2 separate regions of the Homo sapiens genome follow, and region 2 is linked to region 1. A link is a loop called in an ENCODE intact Hi-C map of the cell type or tissue named here. Cell type or tissue: heart left ventricle. All regions are shown on one strand. Each heading gives the region's core, and the rest is flanking DNA. Links, peaks and the distances in the headings are about the cores only.

Evidence for each region. Peaks named below come from ENCODE experiments on the same cell type or tissue, not always from the same donor. Only the 100,000 strongest peaks of a DNase experiment are listed, where the experiment ranks them.
Region 2: it touches region 1 in a loop (2.8-fold over the local background); 15 of 110 quality-filtered maps call a loop at or near these places.

What each region holds. Positions count from the first base shown.
Region 1 is chr1:66,761,059-66,771,631 of GRCh38, forward strand. DYNLT5 (dynein light chain Tctex-type family member 5) reads left to right here. Exons shown (of 5, transcript NM_152665.3): 3 at 9,329-9,420. Among named protein-coding and RNA genes, the nearest start is that of DYNLT5, 14 kb to the left of the region's middle. In heart left ventricle, for the core only: a CTCF peak has its summit at 4,119 (motif pointing right); no DNase peak of the experiment used is centred there.
Region 2 is chr1:66,940,367-66,950,939 of GRCh38, forward strand. MIER1 (MIER1 transcriptional regulator) reads left to right here. Exons shown (of 14, transcript NM_001077700.3): 4 at 5,784-5,929. Among named protein-coding and RNA genes, the nearest start is that of MIER1, 21 kb to the left of the region's middle. In heart left ventricle, for the core only: no CTCF peak of the experiment used is centred there; a DNase peak (open chromatin) is centred at 4,455.

The sequences.
Region 1 (10,573 bases), core at 1,086-9,085:
TTTGAAAATTATCTTTTCTTTCCATTATAGCCTTTCTCTTACTAGTAAAATGGAGCAAATAATGTGAGTAAAATACCTAAAAACTACAGGCATACTTTGGCAATATTGCAGGTTTATTTCCAGACCATTGCAATAAAGTGTATTTTGCAATAAAGGAAGTCACATGAATGTTTTAGTTTTCCAGTGCACATAAAAATTGTTTACACTGTTCTGTATGTAGTCTATTAAGTATTCAATAGCATTTTATCTAAAGAAAAAATGTACATACCTTAGTATAAAAATCCTTTATTGCTAAAAATGCTAATGATCATCTGAACCTTCAGCAAGTTGTCATCTTTTTGCTAGTGGAGGGCCTTGCCTCAGTGTTGACATCTGCTGACTAATCAGGGATATGGTTGCTGAAGGTTGGGATAGCTGTGGCAATATCATAAAATAAGACAACAGGCTGGGCAAAGTGACTCACGCCTATAATTCCAACACTTTGGGGAGCCAAGGCAAGAGGATCACGGCAGCCAGGGGTTCAAGACCAGCCTGGACAACATAGTGAGACACCCCCTTCCCTACAAACAAATCAGCCAGGCATAGTAGTACCTGCCTGTAGTCCTAGGTACTTGGGAGACTGAGGCAGGAGGATCCCTAAGCCTGGGAGGCTGAGGTTGCAGTGAGCTTTGATCATACCACTATACTCCAGCCTGGGCAACAGAGAGAGACACTATCTCAAATAAAATAAAAATAAAATGAAATGAAATAATAAAATAAATTTTAAAGCTTGCCACATCAATGGACTCTTCCTTTCATGAAAGATTTCCCTGTAGCATGTGATACTGTTTGATAGCATTTTACCATGGTAGAACTTCTTTCAAAATTAGTCCATTCATCTCAAACCGTGCCACTCCTTTATCAACTAAGTGTATGTAATATTCTAAATTATTTGTTGTCATTTCAACAGTGTTCACAGCATCTTCACCAGAAGTAGATTCCATCTCAAGAAACCACTTTCTTTGCTCATTTGTAAGAAGCAACTCCTCATCTGTTTAAGTTTACCATGAGATTGCAGCAATTCAGCCACATATTCAAGTTCCATTTCTTTTTTAACCATTTTAAATTTTATGTTTTTTATTGAAAATTTCAATTATGCATATTCATGGGGTACATAGTGATTTTTCCATAAATATAATGTATAGTAATCAGATCACGGTGATTAGCATATCCATTATCTCAAACATTTAGTATTTCTTCCTGTTGGGAACATTCAATGTCCTCTTTCTAGCTCTTTGAATCTATGTATTATTTTCATCTATGGTCACCCTACAGTGGTAAAAACACTAGAACTTATTTCTCCTATCTAGCTATAATTTTGTATCCTTTAACAGTAAATCAAGTTCTCTTTCTATTTCCACTGCATCTGCAGTTACTTCCTCCACTGAAGACTTGAACCCGTCAAAGTCATCCCTGAGGGCTAGAATCAACTTCTTCAAAACTCCTGTTAATGTTGACACTTTGACCTCCTCCCATGAATCATAAATGTTCTCAATGGCTTCTAGAATGGTGAATCCTTTTCAACTTACTTTGCCCAGATCCATCAGAGGAATCCACATCTATGACAGCAATAGCCTTACAAAATGAATTTCTTAAATCGTAAGATTTATGGGGTGAAAAGAAGTTGGTGAATACATACAAAAATACAATTAGATAAAATAAGTTCTAGTATTCAATAATACAGTAGGGAAATTATAGTTAGCAATAATTTATTATATATTTCGAAATAGCTAGTGGGGGTTAGGGGAAAAAAATAGCTAGAGGAATTTTAATGTCCCCAACACAAAGAAAAGATAAATGTTTGAGGCAATGGATATCCCAGTTGTCCTGATTTGATCATTACACATTTTGTATGCATGTATCAAAATATCACATGTTCCCCATAAAAATGTATCACTATGATACATCAATTAAAAATACAAAAATAAGTAAATAAATGAGATGAAGGTCGAAATTACTCCTTGATCCATGGGCTGCAGAATGAATGTTGTGTTAGCAGGCATGAAAGCAACATTAATCTTCTTGTACATCTCCATCAGAGCTCTTGGGTGACCAGGTGCATTGTCAATGAGCAGTAATATTTTAAAAGGAATCTCTTTTTCAGAGCAGTAGGTCTCAACAGTGGGCTTAAAATATTCAAGAAACTATGCCGTAAAACAGATGTGCTGTCATCTAGTCTTTTTTGTTTCACTTATAGAACACAGTAGATTTAGCATAATTCTCAAGGGCCCTGGGATTTTCAGGATGGTAAATGAGTATTGGCTTGAACTTAAAGGCACAAGCTGCATTAGCTGCTACCAAGAAAGTCAGTCTGTCCTTTGAAGCTTTGAAGCCAGGCATTGACCTCTCTCTAGCTATAAAAGCCCTAGGTGGCATCTTCTGAAATAAGACTGTTTCATCTACATGGAAAATCTGTTGCTTATTGTAGCCCCTTCATCAATGATCTTAGCTTATCCGATGATCTTAGATCTTCTGGGTAACTTGCTGCAGCTTCTACATCAGCACTTGCTGCTTCACCTTGCACTTTTATGTTACAGAGATGGCTTCTTTCCTCAAGCCTCATGAACAAACCTCTGCTAGTTTCAAACTTCTTCCATAGCTTCCTCACTTTTCTTAGCCTTCATGGAAGTGAAGGGAGTTAGGGCCTTGCTCTGGATTGGGCTTTGGCTTAAGAGAATTTGTGACTGGTCTGATCTTCTATCCAGACCACTAAAACTTTCTCCAAATCAGCAATAAGGTTGTTTTGCTTTCTTATCATTCATGTGTTCACGGAAGTGACACTTTTAATTTCCTTCAAGAACTTTTCAGGCAGGTGCAGTGGCTCACACCTGTAATCCTAGCACTTTGGAGGCTGAGGTGGGTGGATCACTTGAGTTCAAGAGTTCGAGACCAGCCTGGGCAACATGGCAAAACCCTGTCTGTACAAAAAATTAAAACAAAATTAGCCAGGTGTGGTGGTGTGCACCTGTAGTCCTTGCTACTTGGGAGACTGAGGTGGGAGGATCACCTGAGCCTGGGAGTTTGAAGATGCAGTGAGCCAAGATCATACCACTGCACTCCAACCTGGGTGACAAAGCGAGATTCTGTCTCAAAAAAAAACAAAAACAAACAAACAAAAAATCTACTTAGTTATAGTCACAACTTGACTAATTGTTGGCCCAAAAGGCCTAGCTTTCAGCCTATCTCGGCTTTTGACATGCCTTCCTCACCACACTTGGTTATTTCTAGCTTTTGATTTAAAAGTGAGAGATGTGGGACTCTTCCTTTCACTTGAACACTTAGAGACCACTGTAGGATTATTAATTGGCCTAATTTCAATATTGTTGTGTCACAGGAAATAGGAAGACCCAAAGAGAGAGACATGGGAAATGGCTGGTCAGTGGAGAAGTCAGAACACACATAACATTTATCAATTAAGTCAGCTTCTTTATATGGATACAGTTTGTGGCACCCTAAACCAATTACAATAATAACATAAAATAACACTGATCATCGCTCTCCATAACAGATGTAATATGAAAATCTAAAATATTGTGAGCATTAACAAAATGTGACGTAGAGACATGAAGTAAGCACATGCTGTTGGAAAAATAATGCTGACAGATGTGCTCAATGCAAGGTTGCCACAAACCTTCAATTTGTAAACACACATTGTGTGCAAAGCAGAATAAAGTGAGTCACAATAAATGAGATATGCCTGTACATAAAAATCCAGCAAATTTGGAATAAACTAAATAACTGCAAAACTAACTTACCTTACCAGACAAATAACATCATCTACTGCTGGGGACAAGTTGGTATGCTTTGCTCTTGAGCATAACACTCATAAAAATATCCATGGATAGTCTTAGGTGGAAAGTTCCCAAGTAAAGGAGTTTCTATGCATATTTAATCTCATTCTACATCCTGTTTTTTGAGCAGAAGGGCTCTTATTTTTATCTGTGTTACCAGTACTTCCCACTGTGCCTGACATGTTGTGGGCAATAAACATTTGTTGAAAGAATGAAGAAAAATGGAAAGTACAAATGTACAAATTTATACCCTGAAGACCTTGTTTTTCTCTGTGCACTCTGAAATATCACCACTGGGAGGCAGCACATGATTTAATAACAGCTTATCTCCCCTCCGAAGAAGACACACTTAAATGATACTATATTTATAAACATGGTGGTTCCAGGCATTTCATAGTTACAAATAGAAGGAAAAGATGATATTCTGACCTTTAAAGATACTACTTTAATGTCTCTAAGGCCAGTTATGCGTTCAATATTATCTCTTCCTGCAGCTTCAAAACATCTAGGTATAATAATAACTCTGAAAACGTATGGAAATGAGTTCTCAATAATAATTAGATGCTATTGTGGCTGATGAGAATTAACTGAAATTATTGTTACCATCTCTAACTGTCATAATAAAAAGACATGCCTTGTGTTTATCTAGGTAATTCAAAGACTGGTCAGCAAGCAAATTTGCAAGATGTTTTTAAGAAAAAAATGAATTTCATTAAAGAGTAAATATGTTCTAACTTTTTCTTTTCTTTTTCTTTTTTTTTTTTTTTGATGGAGTCTTGCTCTGTTGCCCAGGCTGGAGTGCAGTGGCGTGATCTCGGCTAACTGCAACCTCCGCCTCCCAGGTTCAAGCAATTCTCCGGCCTCAGCCTCTCAAGCAGCTGGGACTACAGGCTCTAACTTCTTAAATAATTTTTTTGTCTTTTTCCTGCAAATAATCAGAATGCATACTATTGGATTAGCATGGTGCATTTCCAGTGTCAGCCAGGTACAAATAAGGAGGATTACTTTTGTTATTCTGGACCAATTTCATGCAGCTACTTCTGTATGCAGGCTGTCTGTCCTCAGCAATAGCACATGTGGTTTCAGATATTCACTGTATTTTTCATTGAATTACAAGTTGTTACTCTTCCATCTGCAATAATATTAGTTAGTTTGTTAAGTGTTCTCACCAGTGGTTTACGCCAGACTTTCTTTTATTACATTACTTTTCATCTACCTTTCTTTCTAAAACTTTATAACTCTCTGGGACACGTTTTGCCAATTGAATTTTTTTCTCCATAAATGCCAGCAAGCTGGTAAAACACATAGACAGCAAGAATATTTTTTATATTTAAAAAATAAAACCGTAGCATTCACTTTACAATGAGATCACGTGTCTAGAAGGGTTGTCATTGTAAACTAGGGAAAGTCTGATGACAGACAACTGAAACCCATCCATGTGTAATATTGTGATATATACCCCAAAAATGTATTGTGCCAGGTATATGGCACTGGTAATTAAAATTATAAATTTACTTTTTGGGTATCTCACATATTTATCTTTAAAGATTTCAAAGGATTTGAGTGAAGCTGTTTATCAATAGAAAATATGCCCAGGTTTTTCTAAACCAGTATTCTGAACTGATATTGGCAATTCCCCAATTTTAAAACATAAAACTGTTTTATTTCTAAAAATTTGCCAAGCTCATATTCTGGTTTAATGCTATTTGCCCATACCTGCAAGCATTTTAAATATTTTCTCTTTTCCTTTTTTCTTTTCTCAAGGAATAAATATCTTATTTTTTCTATTCAACATTTTCCTTCTTTTTTGTTCTCTCCCTTTTTCTAACCCATTTCATTCTAATGTGGGAACTATCAGATCTCAGATTTTTATAATACAGGTTTTAAAAAGTAAACATTTCCTATACTTTTTTATGATGTTATAGTCTTAATTGATGCACAGTCAGCCTTCCAAGGCACAGAAAGCAATAGACTAATTATTTTACCTCTGCATGATAAGAATTTCCAGGCTTCACATGTCCTCACTTATCAGTGGGAGCTAAATGATGAGAATTCATGAACACAAAGAGGGGAACGACAGATACTGGGGCCTACGTGAGGGTTGAGGGTGGAAGGAGGGAGAGGAGCAGAAAAGATAACTATTGGGTACTAGGCTTAATACCTGAGTGATTAAATAATCTGTACAACAAACTCCCGTGACACAAGTTCACCTATATAACAAACCTTCACATGTACCCCCTAACTTAAAATAATAGTTTAAAAAAAAAAAATTACCAGGTTTCCAGCAAAATATAGAAAATTTACTCCTCAAAGCCCCAGTTCCTCTCTAAAACTAATTCCAAGTTTTATGGGTTTTTACTGGTTTTTGTTTTGTTTTGTTTTTTGAGACAGAGTCTTGCTCTGTTGCCCAGGCTAGAGTGCAATGGCATGATCTCAGCTCACTGCAACCTCTACCTTCCTTTCGAGCTGTGCTTGTGCCTCAGCCTCCCAAGTAGCTGGGATCTCAGGTATGTGCCACCATGCCCAGCTAATTTTTTAAAATATATTTTAGTAGAGATGGGGTTTTGCCATGTTACCTAGGCTGGTCTTGAACTCCTGGCCTCAAGTGGTCTGCCCACTTCGGCCTCCCAAAGTGCTGGGATTACAGGCGTGAGCCACCACTGCCAGCCCCAAGTTTTATGATTTATTGATTACTTGTAGCATCCCACTTCCAGGTAGCAAACTCTGCATTAGTTAGACTTTCTATCAGATCTACTGCTGCATATAATAATAAACATTAGTTTAAACAAAATAGAAATTTATTTTTCTCTTACATAAAATAAGTCTGAAGAGAGGAAGTTCAGAGGCTTCTTTCTTATCTGTAATCTGCAAGGTCACCTCAAGACCCAAGATAGTGCTGAGCTCTGGAATATCCACATTCCAGTCACAAAGAAGGGTCAAAACAGGCTCCTATAGGCTGCATTAGTTCTTTTGAGGAACCTCTCAGAATTTCCACACAACAGTTCCACTTACATCTCATTCACTCATAAGCCACATAGGCCACAATAGCACAAAAAGAGACTGAGAATTTGTCTTTAGTCTGCACAGGAATATTCCTACAAATGTAGGATTCTGTTACCAAGGAAGAAGGAAAGAACAACTTTAGAAAGTAAATAAGAGTCCCTGACACGATGTTCATTATAATTTTCTTTATAATAGTAGAATATTGGAAATAGCCTAAAAGGCATGGATGATACATGGTTAAATGAAATCCAGAATGTGTATGTATTAAGTACTGTCTTGATATTTAAAGTATTGTTTGCTATTTATTGACATGGAAAGTTATCCATGATACATTTTAAATTTTTTTAAAGCATCTATAATATGAGCCCATATGTAAAATCAAATGTCTGAAATGATTTTTGTTAATGTTAACAGGGGTTAGAGAACAACTGAGGTTAATAATTTTTTGTAATTTTACTTTCTTCTCTATGTTTTTCTGTATGTTTTGAATTTGTAAAATGAGCATACACTGTTTATATGATTCCTATGGAAATAAAAGGGCACTGAACAAATTTATCTACAATAACTCAAAAAAAGTCAATCTGCAAAACTTTCTATTTGCACACCAATCTTCAACCAGTGGGATTTTTAAGCTGCCCTTATGACATTTACCAGTTTCATAATGATAATAATATTAAGTGCACTGATTGTCAATCTTCAGTAACTGATAGTGAAGACAGTTTATAAAAATCCTTATTTGCTTTTTTGTCTTGGAATTTTCACTCCAGCTAATTTGAGTTTTGTACCACCTCTTCTTCTCCATGAATTTTTAATATGGTGTTCAGTAGAAAAGAAATTGAGTTTTTATGAATACCTTCTGTATTATGCAAGTAAGTTTTAATTGCAGTGATTAATTATTTCATTGTCCCTATTTTCATTCTGTCTGTTATAATCATACTTGGGACTTTGTCACTAAGAGGTAAACAGGACATTTGAAATCTGTCTGCCTTTTATACATGTACATTAAGCCCTTTGCCTCATTCCCTTTATCTCTGAAATGGGTAGAATAATGAATCTTTTACTTACCTCAAAGGATATTGTGAAAGTAAAATGAGATAATTTATGGGAAATGTTTTACAAAGTTAAAAGTAGCATATATAGTAATGGAGCAGACTGACTTATCTTAGAATCAAGGGGTTTATGTAACATTGGGTTTTTTAAGCAGCAGTAATCATCTTTGGTATTGCCCACAACACCTGCAGCCAGTGTGGCCAAACAGGCTGGTTGCTACTTCAAAGGGCAGCAGTAAATTGAGGAAGGCAGGTGTTATAAGAATAAAGATTAAGTCACTCATCCAGAAATCCACCATGAAAAAAGCAGCCAGAATTTCTTCCATCATTTTCTTGGGCTGAGTGGGTAAACCCTAATTTATCATGTAAGTTGTATTGCATTAAAGGATTTTTAAAAATAGATTACCCGTGATTTTCTTAAAATATCGATTTGCAAGAAGTTCATTAATTCCAAACAGCGTAGAACTAAGTATTTTAAATTCCTTGCAAGAAAAAAGATCCCCAAAGATTAAGAGCAAATATCTATTTTTTATTTAATTAAAGCAAAAACATAGCCTGCTTAGAAAAGTGGTCACTCTGAACACACACACACACAAACACACACCCACACACACACACATGCTATTATATCCTCCCCTTTGAAATGACATCTGTCTTAAAGTTCATTTTCACAGGTGGAGAAAATTGAGGGTGCAGCATTCTGAGACTGTCATTAGTTACAGCTGAATTTCCTCTGAACTAAGTTGAATTAAGTAGTGCTGGAGAGACAGTGGGGCCTCCTCTTTGCTTGGGTCTCCTGTTTAGCACCAGGATAAGCTCATATTGCCTTGATAACGAAACCAAAACCCTTTTTCGATGTTGAAAAGGCCGATTGATGCTTATTAATGTATTATAGTTTTGGTGAATTGCGGTTTCCTCTACCACGTAGATGAGTTTCTCATTTTTCTTTTTCATACTAAAGGGATTTTGTGAACTACATATAATAGTGAACTCTTTATAATACTCCATGTGTATATAGAGTTGTCTTCCAACATTTTAAGCTTCCTCATATGTCCCCCAGCCCTGTTTGTGAGCTTTATCTACTTTGAGGAGAGGCTTTATATCAGTGGTGGAGATGCGATTGGCAATGGATTTTGAAGTATGTACTGTTACCCCATACACATACATCAACCCAGGATCGCTTTCTGGATAATTTGATGACCTGGGTAACTGCCCTGGGCTTCAGCCATCACATTGAGACCTGCTCCAAATAATTCCTCTGCATCTTAATATTTCCATCTCTAAAATGTTTTGGACTTTCAATATGCCACTAGGATATTTACATAAGACTTACTTGAAATTTTCTGAGAAAACTTCATCTTTGTAACATTTTAGCTTAAAGCAATATTGTATTTTGTTATTATTGTTATAATAATGACTAAAATTTGTTTTCTCCCTTGTTTTTAGTTCTATGAGTACTGTGTCTTATATGGAAGAACCCAGTCAGCGTGATGATATCTCTCGCCTTACAGTTCAGATGGAAAACACCTATCAGTTGGGTGTGTTCTTTTATCTCTCACTCCTATTTTAAACTTCTAAATTGGTGACTGATTCTCTTAAAAATGATATTTGATAACCTGGCATTGTCTTCAATTCTAGCACAATATAAGGGACTTTAATGAATTGAGTGATTTGATGTTGCTTTAGTTTCTTCCTCAGCAAAAAGGTAACAACACTTGCTGTCTTACTTTTCTTTACTAATGTTTCCCAAATGCCAAACAATTCACTGGGTGGCACTGATGCATACAGTATACTACTGACTTAACAAATTCACTGAGTATTTCTGGGTACATAGATATGACTTAAATGAAAGAGATAAGTATTGATATTTTATCCAACAAAACCAATCAGTGTTGTTAGGTGAAGGAAAAAAAAAAACTCAAAGCAAAGGCAAATGACTCATAGTCCCCTGTTGACAGAGACGTTTATCCATTACCACTGAGGTTTTGAGTCTTTGAAAACAAAGATCTTTGCACCTGCCGCTATACTCCCAGGTGGAGTCCGTGGCAAATATCTTTTCCCATCCATGTTTCCTCATAGACCCACTTGTTTTCTCTAAAAGCGTACCTGCCCACTATTACCTGAATTCATACATAATTACTGCTATATGGAAATTCCACAGAGATTTACCAAGGGGCAAAGAAAGACTCTATGGGCCAAGGTGATTCCATCTGTGGCCAGTTAACCCCAAGAAAATTATAGACCATCAGCCTGTCCCCTCTGGCCTTGTAGCCAGTTTTCTACAGGAGTCCCCAAGACTACATGGATTACACGGCTCCATAATTAGCCAATCTACTGGTATTTTCACAGTGCCTGTGGTGGACAGCTAATATTCCTGCCATCCAATATACTTTTATACTTCTCTGGTAACCTCACTAAATTTCCTTTGAAATTCCACCAACATCACCACTTTTGATCCTAGCATTCTAATGAAGCTGGCACTGGCTTTATAGATAGAGCAGTGACTGATTCTAGGATGGCATATAACCATGGTGAATCCAATCAAAGACTTTGAGATTAAATTCAGAAAATGTTGTTTGGCCTGTTGCAGAAGAACATAAAGCCCTGAAACTTGAAGGAATGTAGGGGCTCTGGCAGGATCTGCCACCTTGCCCTGACTTGAAACTGAGAGAAAACAACAGAATCCTGGTG
Region 2 (10,573 bases), core at 1,283-9,282, 180 kb after region 1:
TAAAAAGGAATCATTAGCTTAGAAATATTTGCTTGTGTAGGGATTTCAAAGTATTTTTATTTGAGAAAAAATTGTTAGTGCATTACAGAGGGAGGGGAAAAATAAAGTAAGCAAACGATTCAACAAGTGAATATTTAATGTAAATAAGGAATATTCTAAATAAGGAAATCATTCTTAGATTTGAATAGGATCAAGTTTTAGGTTCTGAGCACACATCTAGGATTTTTGTATTCTTTCTCAAATACAGTACATATTCATTTTTTCCTAACTTAGAGATTGCAAACCTGTGATCTTTGAATCAGATCTGTGCCACAAATTTTTGTTTGGCCACTGTAGTGATCTTTAAGAATATTTTATATATGAAATCTGGATTTAGGGTTCCCATGGTCTGGCACCACTGGGTACAGTAGTTCTACATGGCAGTAATTCATTGGAGTTGAAGCAGTGAGGAAAGAGTCAAGTACTAGTCTTTTATCCTCAGTGTCCAGTGACTGTCAAGAGAAATGGGACTGCCTTCTGCATGGGATATGTGGGTTAAAGAGTAGTCCAATATAGAAGAGTGAGAAAGTGAACCCTCTGAGGCATAGTAATGTTTTATTTGAAAACATCTCACATGTATTGAATACTTAGATAGGATGTATTCTGTATTACTGAATTTTCCAGATTATTGAAGCAATCACCTTTCTGTGTTTAAAGTTTTAGAAAGAAAGCTTTTAAAAATGCTTAACATAAGATAAGCCTGTTTTCATGGTGCAAGGTCCTTTCTATGAACATGAATCACTGGACTCTGAGGGTTGGACTAGATCACATCTACATCCCTTTTAAATGACTAGTGTGCTCAGCTGACGTTGATTTTGTCCTTTTGATTTCAGCTGAAAGCATCTTACTCTTTTTAATATGCTTGAGAGTAAAGTACATTAGGCTTTGTGCATTTCTGAAACTCAATTTTTTTTGAACTTTGTTTTATAAGTATATCCTGGATGGTTAAGATTGGGAGTAATCTGGTCTTAGATAAGTGTTAGATCACCATATTCATTTTTAGGACATGGAATTATTTCCGATTTTTTTTTTCAAACGCAGAAATTGTTTTCATAGAAAAAATAGATCCTACTTGTTTCTTATAGTATTGTGATATTGCAAATAAAACTGAGGAGATTTAGATATTTCTGATGAATTTTTGAGGCATTCATCTGATAGTACATAGATACATAAAATAATTACTCAGAAAGCGATATTAGTAAGTGGCTTTCTCAGTTTCCATTACATTTGAATCAGCCTAGGCTGAACTGGAAGAATAATGGAGTTTGAAGAATACAAATGTTGGCCAGGTGCAGTGGCTCATGCCTGTAATCCCAACACTTTGGGAGGCCAAGACGGATGGATCACTTGAGGTCAGGAGTTTGAGACTAGCCTGGCCAACATGGTGAAATCTCGTCTCTTCTAAAAATACGAAAATTAGCCAGGATGGTGGCACATGCTTGTAATCCCAGCTACTCGGAAGGCTGAGGTGGGAGAATCCTTTAACCTGGGAGGTGAAGGTTGCAGTGAGCTGAGATCATGCCACTGCACTCCAGCCTGAGCTATAGAGCGAGACTCCTTCTCTCAAAAAAAAAAAAAAAAACAGTCTTTGATAGCTTTGCTACTTGTTGAATACTTAACAGATAGAATGTTTATATTTCTTCAGCTTGTTTTCAGACTGAAATAGATCTTTTGAGTTAGACAGTATTTGTCATTTGAGGCTTCTGCCCAGGGCAGTGTTTATTGTTCTTATAAATAATGTTAATTACAGCCAGTTATAAAAGTTAGTAGAGAAAATTAGAAATACTCATGTAAAAAATTTTTCAGTCCCCTGATGAAAAGGCTATATCCTTTGTAGCATCTGTACTTTGCAATCAATGCTAGTAATAATAGTCACATGACCACATTAATTGCTTTGTCTGTAGTCTCCACCAGTGTAAGACAAAGTAGAGGCACAATGTAAGGCTTTTTACCTGTAAGACTAGTAGCCATTAGAGGTGGGGAATTAATGGAGGTGAAGATAATTTAAAAAGTGATTAAATGAGTAGACATGATACAAACTGAATTTACCTTTGAAAAGATGTAAGGTACCTTTTCTGCAGTAGGATAGGATTTCATGACAAAGCAGTCACATTTGCCTAACTCTGATGCAAAATACTTAATTTATACAAAGCACCAGAGCCATTACCTCTAATGATTTATTATTGGGAATTTTTTTTTTTTCCTAGGAGACAGCCTAATGGTGGGTCTAGCTATTGACAAGAATAAGATGGTTAGTTTGTTCTAAGGAACAAGGCAAAAAGAAGTCAGATAGAACAGGTCAGATTAAGGAAAGAGAAAAACTGAAAATTGAAAGTTTATAGAAAAAAGCGTAGTGTGCATGTAGGGAAAGAAATTGGAGTGAGACAGGAAGTAGTTCACCTACACTTTGTTGTTTGATGTAATAAGGGAGTGAAATGGCAAGTCTTCATATATAATTGGCTTTGCAAATAACAAAAAATGGACTTCAGGTGAGTTACAACACATGCTTTGATGCTATATACCTATGAACTTGAATTTTTTTAAAAGTCAATAGAGTGTAACAAGTATAACAAAGAATTAAGCATAATTATTTTTGATAATACCTGTGTCTAATTACAATTATATTCTGATTGGATAATAGTATACAAAGGGATGGTGTGGGGATTTTTTAGGGTCTTTCTGCCTACAAGGGAGAAAAGTATAGCATTATTTGTAGGGATACATGATTACTGACTGACTACTCAGTATCCCAGAAGATTGCTGGGTGAACTAAAAAGTTTGAGGAGAGTTTTCTCTTGAAAACTCAGAAGAGAAAAGGATTGGGACAGAAAACTACACCTATATTAATGTTTCTCAAATTGTGCTCCTATGGAACCCTTGTGTCCATTGCCTCAAGCAGTACTAAGATGCACTGCTAAAATTGTACTAAGCTTTTCTTAATTTCTGGAAGAAAATTAAGATAATATGCTTTTCTAAATGTTTTTATTTAAATTATTCTAAAACTTTGATAAGTGTTAATAACTCATTTTTACTATAATCTGGTATAAGGTATCTGATTTGGCATGTAATTATGTTTTTAGTTATTTTCTATTTAATATCAGTTCCTTTCCTTTCCTTACTATCTTTTCCTTTCCTTTCGTTTAGTTTTGTTTCCTTTCGTTTCCTTTCCTCCTTTCCTCTTTTCTTCCTTTCTTTTTTGAGATGAGGTCTCACTGTGTTGCCCAGGCTTGTCCTGAACCCCTGAGCTCAAGCAGTCCTCCTGCCTTGGCCTCCTAAAGTGCTGGGATTACAGACATGAGCCACTGCGCCTGGCCTAATACCAATATTTTCTGGTGCTTCTGAAAGGGCACAATGATGTTAAGTGCTTTGCCATGTGACCTGGCTTGCATTCACTCGTCTTAGTACATAGACTCTCCTTAAGTATTCTTTGAGGCAGTATACTAAAATAATTTACAGGAGGCTTGGAGTCCAGTAAAAGCATAGGTGTTAGGATTAGTATACCCAGGATTCAAATTCCGTCTTTGCCATCTACTGGCTTTGTAAGTTTAGACTTGCTACTTGAAATCTCTAAGCCTTGAGTTTTTATTTTTTTTTTTTCCTCTTTAAATGGGATGATAATACCTACTTCGTAGGATTATTTGAAGATTAATTGAGATAATGTATATGACATGCTTGAACATAGTATCTGGCATATGGTAAGCACTCAAAAAAATGATTCTTTTGAAAATTATTGTGAGTAACTGAAGAACCCTAAGCTTTGGGCATTCCCTTATTCATAATAGTCGGATTTTCAAGAAGTCAGCTCTATCTCTTTGCTTTACTTATTGTTTATCTTTCTGGAGTGAAATGAAAGAATAGGTACATCTATTAATGTCTAACCATCAACAGTTAAAACTTTAAAAATTGTTAATTTTTTCAATGTTCAGTAACTCATTTGTTTATCAGTAAACAATGCTTTTGCAAATCTAGGTCCACATTGGCAGTAGTAAAACTTGGGGATATTTTACATAGTCTGTAAAATATCCCCAAGTTTTACTACTGCCAATGTAGTACAATATTTTACAGACAATATTTTACAGACTATGTATGCCCAGCCTTTGCATTCTACTATTACAAAGCTTGACCCTATAGGGTCCAGCAATATTCCCCAACCACATGTCAGTTAGACATGTTTATTAGACTAGATTATTTTTAATGCCTTTGATAGGAGTTCTCTATGCAGTTTTAATAAATTTTGCTCTTCTACTCAGTCTTTGGCGTTATTTCTGATCAAAATCCACTAAGTTAAGGACAGCTACTCAAATATTAGATTTTTTTTTATTTATTTTTTATTTTTTAAAGTCAGGGCCTTGCTCTGTCTCCCAGGCTGGAATGCAGTAGTGTGATCATGACTCACTGTGGCCTTGACCTCCCTGGCTCAGGCACTTCTCCTGCCTTAGCCTCCTGAGTAGCTGGGATGACAGGCACACAGCACCACACCCAGCTAATTTTTAAATTTTTTGTAGAGACGGTGTCTCATTATGTTGCCCAGGCTGGTCTCAAACTCTTAGGCTCAGGTGATCCTCCCTTCTTGGCCTCGTGAAGTGCTGGTATTAAAGCATGAGCAACTACATCCAGCCACTAGAATGTATTTTCAAGGAAGTACTTATAGAATAATAATATTTGAGTGCAGCTGTGTCTTCACTAGACTGTGTATTCAGATGACTGTATATTTCACATGACTATACAGTCATCCTTCGATACCTGTAAACCTCCCTCGGATACCAAAATCGTGGATGCTCAAATCCCTGACACAAAATGCATAGTATTTGCGTGTAACCTATGCACATTTCTCTTATATGCTTTAAATAATCTGGTGTGTGTATATATATATATATATATATATATATATATATATATATATATATATATAAAATACCTAATATAGGTAAATGCTATGTAAATAGTTATACTGTGTTGTTTGGGGAATAATGACAAGGAAAAACGCCTGTACGTGTTGAAGACAGAGGTTTTTTTGTTTTTGTTTTTTTCTCTGAATGTTTTCAATCTGCTGTTGGTTGAATCCACATACACAGAAGCCATGGACATGGAGGGCTGACTCACAGTCTCCTCATGGGCCAGAGGAGTTCATACTCATTGGTTCTATCAAACATTAATCAAATGGTTAAGAATTGTGATTTTTAGGGCCAGGTACACCTGTAATCCCAGGACTTTGGGACGCCAAGGCAGGATGATTGCTTGAGCCTGGGAGTTCAAGACCAGCCAGGGCAACATAGCAAGACCCTGCCTTTACCAAAAAAATATTAAAAAATTAGCTGTGTGTTGTGGTCATAGTCCCAGCTACTTTGGAGGCTGAGGTAGAAGGATCGCTTGGCCCTAGGAGGTCGAGGCTGCAGTGAGCTGCACCCCAGCCTGGGACAGAGCGAGACCCTGTCTCAAAGAAGAAGAAGAAAAAAAAGAATTGAGACTTTTTTCCACACGAAAAGCCTGTTCTTATTTGATATGACCATTTATTATTTACAATTTTTTCATATTTATAACATTATAAACACTTTTAAAGCTATAAACATTTTCCTTCCATTTTTCTGTTGTAACTATTAAAAAGCAATACATAATAGTTGCTGTGCGTAGCTTTTTCTTGGTACTTTTGACTTACATCCAGCATCAAATAAAAATATATACATTAATATTAATAAGATCCACTTAATTTGGTTTACCAAACTTTTTGAAATATTCCTTACCAGGAGGTTCAGCAACATCAGATGACCATGAATTTGATCCATCAGCTGACATGCTGGTTCATGATTTTGATGATGAACGAACATTAGAAGAGGAAGAAATGATGGAAGGAGAAACAAACTTCAGCTCTGAAATAGAAGATCTTGCAAGGGTAAATAACATGTAGAGCTAGGGTATGAATTGGTTATGACTTTTTTGTGGAAAGGGAAGATCTGAAATTTTGATTCTCTGATTAGGAGAGAAATTGTGTTATATATTAATGACTGAAAAATTTTGTGTGATCATAGGTGGGATATTTAAAGTTTGAAATGAAAGGATTTAAAAACAATAACTTTATTATGTGCAATAACAGAATTCACATAGTTACTTTGGTAAAACATAGACTGTTAAATGATTCTGCTATAAAGGTCTGGTCAAAAATGGACTATAAAAGGATTCTACACGGCCTCATATATCCTTTGTCCTTCCCCAGTTACCATATCTTTTACTTATTCTCCTTCAGAGCCAAAAATTCTTGAAGTATCATTTTCCATTCACTACATAAAGTGCTCTAGATTATCTCCACTACATAAAGTGCTCTAGATTATCTCCACCTCTTCCTATCAAGGTGACCAGTGAACTTTCCTTGTTACATCCATTTTTATATTCACTTTTCTCTCACTACCTTACTTTTTCTCAGCAGTATTCAATATAGTTTAACATTCCCTTCTTTTACTTGAATTCTGGAGTACACCACTGTCTGGTTTTCTTTATCTTTTTGTTTCTATTCAGTATCTTTTGCAGACTCTTCTTCCGTTACTCAAGGTTTACATGTTGGCAGTTTGTGATTCTCAGTTTGGACCTTCTTTTTTTCTCTCCTGTCTCTGTCTGGATCAGTGCTCCTCAAAATGTAGTATGAGGGTCAGTTGCATCAGAATCAACCCTGTACTTATTTTAAAAAGCAGATTTTTTGGACCTCTCCCCCGGCATACTGAATCAGAATCTCTGGAGGTGGTGTTCAGATCCACATCTTCATTAAGTAAGTTGGCATTATATGTACACCAAATTTGAAAATCACTAAGCTGTGTGATTTAATTTATTCCCTTGGTGTGTATATCCTTAGTATTCTTTAGTTTATATTTCTAGCATTAACCTATTTCCTGTCTCCAGTTTTGTTTGTCCACCTTGACATTTCTGCTTGCTTAACTAAATGGACATCTCTAAATTATAAATGTCCAAAACAGAACTATTGACTGTTGTTTTTTTCTCTGCTTGTTCTTTCCCTGTCCTATCAGTAAAAAGTGGTACTACTATTTACCCTGTTGCCTAAGTCAGAAACCAGTGAGTCATTTTCCTTCTCTTTCAATATCTTATTTCTAAATAAACCTATCATTTGTATCCACAAGAATATCCCTTAGCCGACTCTTGATCCATTGCTGCCTAGATTACCATTCTTTCTAGCCTAGGCTATTGCAGTAGCTTCCTGACTGGTTTCCCCATTTCCTCTTTTACCATCTTTCTCCTGATACATTTCCACCCAGCAGCTGTGATCTTCTTTTCAAAATGTAAATCAATTAATATCAACCTCCCAGCTTCCTGTTATATCCAAAGAAAACCCAAACTCCTCAACCAGGCCAGCAAGGCCACCTGCATGATAATGGCCTCTTACCCATGTATCACACTACCTCTGTTATAGCCACACTAGCTGCTTTTGTTGTTAAATAGGCTAGTTTCTTCTGCTTCAAGGGTTTTCAGCTCATTCTCACTCTCTGGTATATGCATCCCAAGGCCGGCTCCTTATCCTCTGGGTTCGGTGTTGCCTCCTCAGAATAGCAGCCTTTCCTGTCCCCTAATTAGGTTTTAATTAGTTTTTTGTTTTATTTTTATTTTTTTTTAACCACTGTCCCCTATTCAATGCTTTCTTTAGTGTTAGGACACAATTTGTAATTGTTTGTTTAATTTATTGTCTGTACCTCCACTGGTTTTGAGAAGATGAAATAAAATGACTGTTATTCACCAGTGTATTTCATGGTACCTTGCAAGAGTGCTCACTCAAAAGTATTGTATGAATGAATGGATATATCAGTCTGGTATGTTCTAATAAAATATATCATGCATATGATTTCCTGTACTCCATGATAAAAAGAACATAAGAAATAAGACATAGTGCCAGTCTTTAAGGATTTGGAATACATAATATCATGAAAAATGAATGCTTATACTTTTATGGTAATAAAGACCTATGTCTCATAATTTTAGTTTGTAACTTTTTAAAGTATACATTTAAAGAGCTCAAAAAGGAGTTCTATTACTGTTTATTGAAATCTTGTCAGGTGTTCCCATTGTGGGATTAGAGCTGGCTTTGGGATTAGATCATTTAGTGATTACAGCTGACTTAATCCACAATGTCTGAATAATTTAATGTGTCAAAGGTGTATATTGGCTATCACAAAAGTCTTTCAAGAATGGGTTAAAAAGCATATGAAGGGCTGGGCATAGTGGTTTATACCTGTAATCTCAGTACTTCAGAAGGCCAAGGCAGGAGGATTACTTGAGGCCTGGAGGTCAAGACCAGCCTGGGCAACATAGTGAGACCACCATCTCTGCAAAAAATTTTTTAAAAAGGTTAATTAGGCATGGTGGCATGCACCTGTAGGCCCAACACTTCATGAGGCTCAGGTGGGAGGATTGCTGGGGTCCAGGAATCCAAGGCTGCAGTGAGCTATGATAGCACTGCTGCTCTCCAGCCTGGGTGACAGAATAAAAATGTTACTACTATTTACCCTGTTTTATTTTTCAGAGACTGTGTGTCTGAAAACAGGGCACTTGAAGAACTTGAAGTCAGAACTATTGTTTAAAAGTAGGAGGCTGGGAAGCGATTCAAAAACAGTTATAAGGGAAACAGTTGATTTAACAATCATAGTCACTTCATGTATTTGTGAAGTGAGAAGACAATTATTTTCAGTTTGCCTATATTCAGAGAAGATCTATCACTTTATATTTTTTGCTTCTGAATAGCCATCTGTGGGATAAAAGGTACAGTAATAAAATCTTGTATTTTCTGTCTTATATTCTATATTAGCTAAAATACTAATTAGCAAGAGGAAATAAGTAGTTTTCATAATGGGTTATGAGTTAGTTATTTTTTTTCTATTTCAGAAAATGAGATATTTATTACATTTAATTAGTAGAAAATTACTAATGGGCTGTGCTAAAATTTTGGTTATATCATTGCCTTTTCCTGTTTTTCTCTCCTATTCCTTTCCCCAGCCCCATATAGTGCCTTAAAACTTGCTTTCAAGTGACCCTGCCTTAGGAAATAGAAGTTAAAATAGAATTATTTATAGAGATAGGGAAAAAAAGACAGTTGAACCAATCCTTTATCATCCTTTCAACTAGACAGCCTTATACCTTCTCAGATTCTTCTCTGACTTCTCCCAGAAACAATTAAAGCTTTAAGTAGCATAGAATGCTTTTCATCTGTAACCTGAAGCTAAGCAATATTTTGGGGCCAATTTGTTGGATTTCCTAGAGTTATTAACTCTTTAGGTTTGAACCAAACAAAATTCTTGTTGTGTTTATTGAAAAAGTGAATAAGATTTTGTTGTGTTGATTATTGATTTGCTTTTATAGAAGCAAAACATTAGTTATGTCAGGGATTGATAGTGTTTTTCACCTTACACCTTGGTTGCATGAAATGAATTTTTGATGTATTGTGGCAGAACTCTGACATTCATTCAGGAAATATCAATAACTGTATAGCATGTGGTTTTAAGTTCATTCAATTTGAATTCTAGAATTTTTCAGTGAAAACTAACTCGAAAGAAGTTTTGATGTGTATTGTTACATTTGTATGCATGGATTATGACAATATAAAAGATAAGTGTTTTAATAAAATTGGGTGTATAGGTTATTATTTATTGTAGTGATTAGTGATCTTAGAGGGAATGTCAGAATCATTCTCATAGTAAATAAATAGACTTTTGTTTTGTTTTGTTTTTTTGAGACAGAGTCTCACTCTGTTGCCCAGGCTGGAGTGCAGTGGCACGATCTCGGCTCACTGCAACCTCCACCTCCTGGGTTCAAGCAATTCGCCTGCCTCAGCCTCTTGAGTAGCTAGGATTATAGGCATGTGCCACCAAGCCCAGCTAATTTTTGTATTTTTAATAGAGATGAGGTTTCACCATGTTGCCCAGGCTGGTCTCGAACTCCTGGCCTCAAGTGATCTGCCCATCTCAGCCTCCCAAAGTGCTGGGGTTACAGGCGTGAGCTATTGCACCTGGCCATAGATACATTTTTGTTTGCTACAAATAGAAACACTCTAGTTTAACTCTGTTTTCCAAATGAACTCTTTAAACTCAGAGACTCTAAATGGGCACAATTGTGGCAGTCCATTTGGGAAAAGAAAGATCAAGATTGCAATATATTTATGTATTTAGATATATTTTATAAAAATCACACTATAACAGTATCAGTATTTAATACATACTTTTAAAGTGCTAGATGTGTTCCATCCAGAGCTAGAGAATAATTAAAATGTGTGATTAAAATGTGAGAGATTGCAGTATTTTGACGTATACACACAAATTAATTATATAGATAGAAAAGAAATCTCAGTGTGAGGATTATAAAGAAGAGTTCAGTGCCTTCATTCCTATATAGTTTTATCTTCTAGTCAAGCCCCAGCCCCAAGAGATTGGTTACCTTAGGAACCATCTCTCTAGTTCAGTCTGGATGTGGTCCCTTAGGCCTTTTTGGCTGGAAATCTGCCTCTTTCCTTCTTCCTATCTTCATTAGCATTTTATTGGTAAGTCAG